Regions from separate parts of the Homo sapiens genome. Here region 2 is linked to region 1. A link is a loop called in an ENCODE intact Hi-C map of the cell type or tissue named here. Cell type or tissue: PC-3. All regions are shown on one strand. Links, peaks and the distances in the headings refer to the core of each region. The heading gives the core; the rest is flanking DNA.

The links. A loop is a pair of places that touch in the nucleus more often than their neighbours do. Peaks named below come from ENCODE experiments on the same cell type or tissue, not always from the same donor. Only the 100,000 strongest peaks of a DNase experiment are listed, where the experiment ranks them.
Region 2: a loop joins it to region 1, with 8 times the contacts of the local background. A loop is called at or near these places in 2 of 110 quality-filtered maps.

What each region holds. Positions count from the first base shown.
Region 1 is chr21:32,599,556-32,602,366 of GRCh38, reverse strand. All of the region lies in intron 5 of CFAP298-TCP10L (CFAP298-TCP10L readthrough), which reads left to right. CFAP298 (cilia and flagella associated protein 298) reads left to right here. Exons shown (of 7, transcript NM_021254.4): 6 at 1-95; 7 at 394-2,811. The coding sequence ends at 504. Among named protein-coding and RNA genes, the nearest start is that of CFAP298, 11 kb to the left of the region's middle. In PC-3, for the core only: a CTCF peak has its summit at 1,181 (motif pointing right); a DNase peak (open chromatin) is centred at 1,186.
Region 2 is chr21:32,474,140-32,476,950 of GRCh38, reverse strand. All of the region lies in intron 4 of EVA1C (eva-1 homolog C), which reads right to left. Among named protein-coding and RNA genes, the nearest start is that of EVA1C, 63 kb to the right of the region's middle. In PC-3, for the core only: no CTCF peak of the experiment used is centred there; no DNase peak of the experiment used is centred there; H3K4me3 peaks cover 782 bases; H3K27ac peaks cover 1,724 bases.

The sequences.
Region 1 (2,811 bases), core at 1-2,500:
GGGGACAGGGAGCTCCAGCCCGAGAGCCTATTATTAGCAGTGAGGAGCAGAAGCAGCTGATGCTGTACTATCACAGAAGACAAGAGGAGCTCAAGGTAGCAGGGGACAGATGGGCTTTCTGCAGTGCTGGCGCCCACACATAGCCTGTGTGCCTTACCTGGGGCTGCTGGGGAGCAGTGAGCTCTGCAGAATGCCGGGGAGGGGTCTTTCTAGAGCTTCTGTCTGCAGGTCTGTCGGGGTCCTGCCAGGTGTCCCCTGGTGTTAGACATGGCAGTATCCTGCTCCTAGAGGGCAGGGAGAGGGGGAGGTCAGTCATGGACTCTTTCTTCAGTCTCTTTATGTGCAAAACACTTTCCTGAAATGCCTGCCTGAATAAAACATACTTATTTCCAGAGATTGGAAGAAAATGATGATGATGCCTATTTAAACTCACCATGGGCGGATAACACTGCTTTGAAAAGACATTTTCATGGAGTGAAAGACATAAAGTGGAGACCAAGATGAAGTTCACCAGCTGATGACACTTCCAAAGAGATTAGCTCACCTTTCTCCTAGGCAATTATAATTTAAAAAAAAAAAAAAGGCCACTTACTGCCCTCTGTAAAAGATGTTAACATTTCTAGTTTTCTTTTAGTGTGAATTTTTAAAATAGCAGTTATTCAAGGTTTTAGAACTTAATAAATACCTAGTCAGAAGAAAATGTGTAAATCGTTTTTGTTTCAGGACTATTTAGTATGTCATGGTTTTCTTTGATAAAATACTAAACTTTTGGCCGGGCGCGGTGGCTCACGCCTGTAATCCCAGCACTTTGGGAGGCCGAGGCAGGCAGATCACGAGGTCAGGAGATCAAGACCATCCAGGCTAACACGGTGAAACCCCGTCTCTACTAAAAATACAAAAAATTAGCCGGGCATGGTGGCAGGCGCCTGTAGTCCCAGCTACTCGGGAGGCTGAGGCAGGAGAATGGCGTGAACCCGGGAGGTGGAGCTTACAGTGAGCCAAGATCACTGCCACTGCACTCTATCCTGGGCAACAGAGCGAAACTCTTGTCTCAAAAAAAAAAAAAAAAAAAAAAAAAGCTACACTTTTTTTTCTTCCTGATTGTTTTATATTCTCATGATAACTGGTTTATTGGAGGAAAGCTGATGACTGGCAGTGACCACTAGTGACCACTAGATGCCGCCAGGCACTCAGCATGCTTTTTCTCCTGGCCCTCTAGATCTATTGGAAGCTGAACTCCCAGCCTTGCTGGAGAGACTTCTCTAACCCTGCTGCGGGGTCTAACTGTAGCCTTCTTTAACCCTGCTGCGGGGTCTAACTGTAGCCTTCTTTAACCCTGCTGCGGGGTCTAACTGTAGCCAGGCGTTGCCTGGCCTTGAAGGTGAAGTTTGCCTCCTGGTTGGTGCCTCTCTGGCCTTGTATTCTGGGAGCGAAAGCTACAACCATGATGAAGGTTGAGTAGCAAACTCATCTGACTTTGAAACTTAAATTCTTCTGGAGTTTCTCAGCTTCTCAAGTCTCCTTCATGAGAATAGATCCTGAAAACAAATCCAGATCCCGGTAGAGGGTGATGATTTCTCCCTATGGATGCGGGGTCTGATTCTAGGCCAGCTTCGTACGCAGCTCAGTGACCAACCACGGGATGGATGGGATCACTATCATCCTAACTGAGTATCTAGGACACCATTGAGTTTAAAGACTCCAACTCATCATCACTGTAAACCATCCAAGTATCCTGCAAACCCTGGCACTTTAGCATCTGAAAGACACCTGCCAGACTGCCTGTGGCAGTCCCTCATGCTTGACTTTTGGTGCCTAGGGTCCTGTTCTCCTGGTTAGAGGGAACTTGGTGTGCTCACACTGAGGGAAAGTGAAGGACGCGGGGCATCTTCCTGCCCTGGCCTTCCTGCCTTGGTGCCTGCGCTCCCCACCATCCTGCAAAGAGGAACCCTGGGAGTGAGTGGAGGTGGCAGGGGTTTGGTTCCTGCCTGCTGCCAGGCGGCCTTGCCCAGGGGGTGGGTCCCAGACCTGAGAGCAAAGCGCTGTTCTCTGAAGTGCTTTGTAGCTGACTGCATCTTGTGCCTTACTCTTTTGGTTGATTTTCAAATTTTGTAAAAGCAAATTTGCATCTATTTTCTCTTTTACTTGGTTATAGTTTTAAATGTCTCTATGAAAGGGTTTTGACCTTGGATGATGTAGTATATGCAATAAGATGCTGTGATTTTATTTCAGGAGCATCCTGTCTTTGTCAGTGTATAGTTCGTGTGTGTTAAATTCATGCTCAGACTTGTAAGAAACAGTTAACCAAGCCATGTGATCATAGTAGCTCTTTTCAGGGAACTACTACTTCAATATCATTAGAAAGTCTTACTGAGCCTGCAGTAGGAATACTCTTTTGGCCGTGATAGTTATCCCATTGCTTCATGTAATCAGCAGAACTTACTAACCAAAAAGTCACTCACGCATGACACTACACTCCTTAAATACCCATGCGAGAAGAACCATCCTCTCTCCCTGCCCTTGTCTGCCTCAAAAGCCTCTCTGAGCTTGGTGTGTTTGGGTGCAGCAGATCTCAGGAAGTACGTGAGTAGCTTATTTGCAAGCCATCTGTGACGGCGGGGGGCAGGTGGTGCCCGCTGTGGCACCGTGCTGTGTGTGTTCCCTTTGCATCCACTTGCTGACTCACCCAAGGTCACAGGTAGCTAGTGGTGGTAGGACCACAGGGTCACGTCCAGGAACTTTCCCAGGATTTCCCAAGAAATCAATTTATCAACAAAAGTAATCTTGCCAGTGTTAGACCACTGATCAGCT
Region 2 (2,811 bases), core at 154-2,653, 130 kb after region 1:
ATGCAGTTCAGTTGGGACCAGCTTAGGGCTTCATATACAGAACACTGCAGCACTGCTCTCCCTCCTCTGCACCCAGAGCTCGGAGGCTTTCTTGACGCAGATGGGGGGACCCTCAAGTCTATGGAAATGCTCAGGAGTGTGTGTCCCACTGCGGTGCAGGATACGGGAGTACTGGCAGCCAGGCCTCGGGCAGCCCTGGGGGTGCTTATGGGGCAGGATGGAGTCACACCGATAACTTGGGGGGATCACACACATGCCCCTACTTCTCCACCCTCTTCCTCTTGAACTTATTATTATTATTATTATTTTGAGACGGAGTTTCACTCTTGTTGTCCAGGCTGGAGTGCAATGGCGCGATCTCGGCTCACCACAACCTCCACCTCCCAGGTTCATGCGATTCTCCGGCCTCAGCCTCCGGAGTGGCTGGGATTGCAGGCATGCGCCACCACATGTGGTTAATTTTGTATTTTTAGTAGAGACATGGTTTCACCATGTTGGCCAGGCTGGTCTCAAACTCCCGACCTCAGGCGATCCACCTGCCTCGGCCTCCCAAAGTGCTGGGATTCCAGTCGTGAGCCACCACGCCCGGCCCCTCTTGAACTTCCCTATATATGACATACACAGAATCAAAAAGGCAACCAGCCCTACATAACAAACCCAAACTGCCAAAAAACAAAACAAAACAAAACAAAAAACCCGAGGATAGGGGGATAATTACAGCAGAAAAAGCATGTCAAGGGTTACTATCCCTACTCTGCCAAGAACTCATAAAATAAATCAATAAAGATCCCAACAGGAAAAAAAAAAGAGGCAAAAGCTAGAGAGACAAGGTGTGCAAGTGCAAATACAATAACCACAAAAATATGAGGAAATGGCCAAGGTCATTCACAGTCAAAGAAAGGCAAAATAAAAACCACATCGAAGGACTATTTTATACCTCTTAAATTGGAAGCATGCAGAAAAATCATACATAAAGCTGCCAGCGTTGCAGGGAAACCACAGTTATACATTCCTGTTTATATAGATAGATAGATAGATAGATAGATAGATAGATAGATAGATAGATAGATAAAGTTTTTAGAAAGAACTCTGTGAAGAACTGTAAACATACTCATGCCATCTTTTGGTATAAAACTTCCGGGAATTTATTCCAAGGAAGTCAGCTGGAAGTCAGCCGGAAGAAAGGGAAAGCTACAAGCACAAGCTCATTATACATTATTTACAATACTTGAAAGTCAGAAAAAATGAAAAATATCTGGCCACCAGGGAACAGTTACGTAAATTATTTGATGTGTCTTTTTAACAAGATATTAGGAAGTGCTCGGCATTGTTAGGATTTTTTTTGGCCACGTGGAAAAACACACATGATATAAAGCAAAGGAAAATAAGGCAGTCTGCAAATGGATCTGCTTAGAACTGCCATTACGTAAAACAGTCCTCAGCTCATACTCGACTTGGAGAGAAATCCAAAAAAAAAAAAAAAAAAAGTAAGAACTTTTTAGCTGATGAGTAACATTTGTGGCTGAATCCTTTTCTCATTTCTGTTAAATATTATGATGGTGTTTGTGCAGAACAATAAAAATGATGATGATGATGATGATGATGATGATATTTTAGAAGAACTGGAAATGCTCTTTTACAGCATCTCAGCACTAAAGCCACACTAAGCTGCTATAAAATCCAAAGTGGTCCCTGACCATGGAGAGACACTGTGGACACTGGGTTTCACCGCGTGTGTTCCAAGGGGGTATCCAGTCTAAAGCAAATGGGGTTTTGCCAGACTTTAACTTATAGGCAAGAGGAAAAATACACAAATCATCCTCTCAAACCAGATGTTCCAGGACTCACCACAAAGCTCCCTTACAGAGGTCTGCAGTGAAACCAACCCCTCGCTCTCACATAATCATCCCACCAAACTCCTGCCAGCTTCTAGGGTTAAGGATAAAGACCCTTTTCCCCTTGAAAGCAGCGAGGCTGAGCTGCAGTAGTAAATGGGAGCACAGAGCAGAGATCACACATGCACTGGCAGCCTGTGGCCCAGGTGCGCCCTGGAGGCATGTTTTGTTTGGCTCACACAATGTTTTAGAAGTTGGAACATTTCACTTAGAAAAAAAGAAAATCCAGATTTCCAGCATCCCATGAGGTTGGAAGCTGTGACACCAGGCCTACATTCCCAGTCTGTAACCAGACGATTATCCATCCTCGGGAGCCGAGTGTGGGCACCTCACTTCAGAGGGGCTCTGATTCATTCCTGTGCCTCAAGATTCACGTGAGCACCCACTCTATGCCTGGCACTGCTTAAGTTGCTGGGAATTCCACAGACCAGTCCCTGCAGAGCTGCTTAGCTCCTGGGGAGATGAACCACACACACATACCATGGTCTATCTCCATGCTGTGGAGAAAGTCCAACAAAAGGGTCGCCAGAGAGGGACTGCAGGGACGAGGTGCCATGCTGGCCGGTGCCTGGAGAAACCTCTCTGAGATGACATCTGGGTCGATGTCTTGTGTGGCAAAGCCAGCCACACAAGATATGGGGTGAGCACAGTCCAGGTCAAAGGGACAGCTTGTGCAAAGGCCCAGGGGTATGAATAAAGGTGGAGTGCTCCAGAGGTAGTGAGGGAAGAGGCGTGTGCAGCAGGACCACAGCTGAAGACTGATGTATTCCAATTACAGTGTGCAGAGTGGAGGGCTTTAAGCGGAGGTGCGGTGTGCTCTGGTTTAATTTAAATAAAATCCTGGTCGGGCTCAGTGGCTCACGCCTGCAATCCCAGCACTTTAGGAGGCTGAGGCGGGAGGATCACTTGAGGCCAG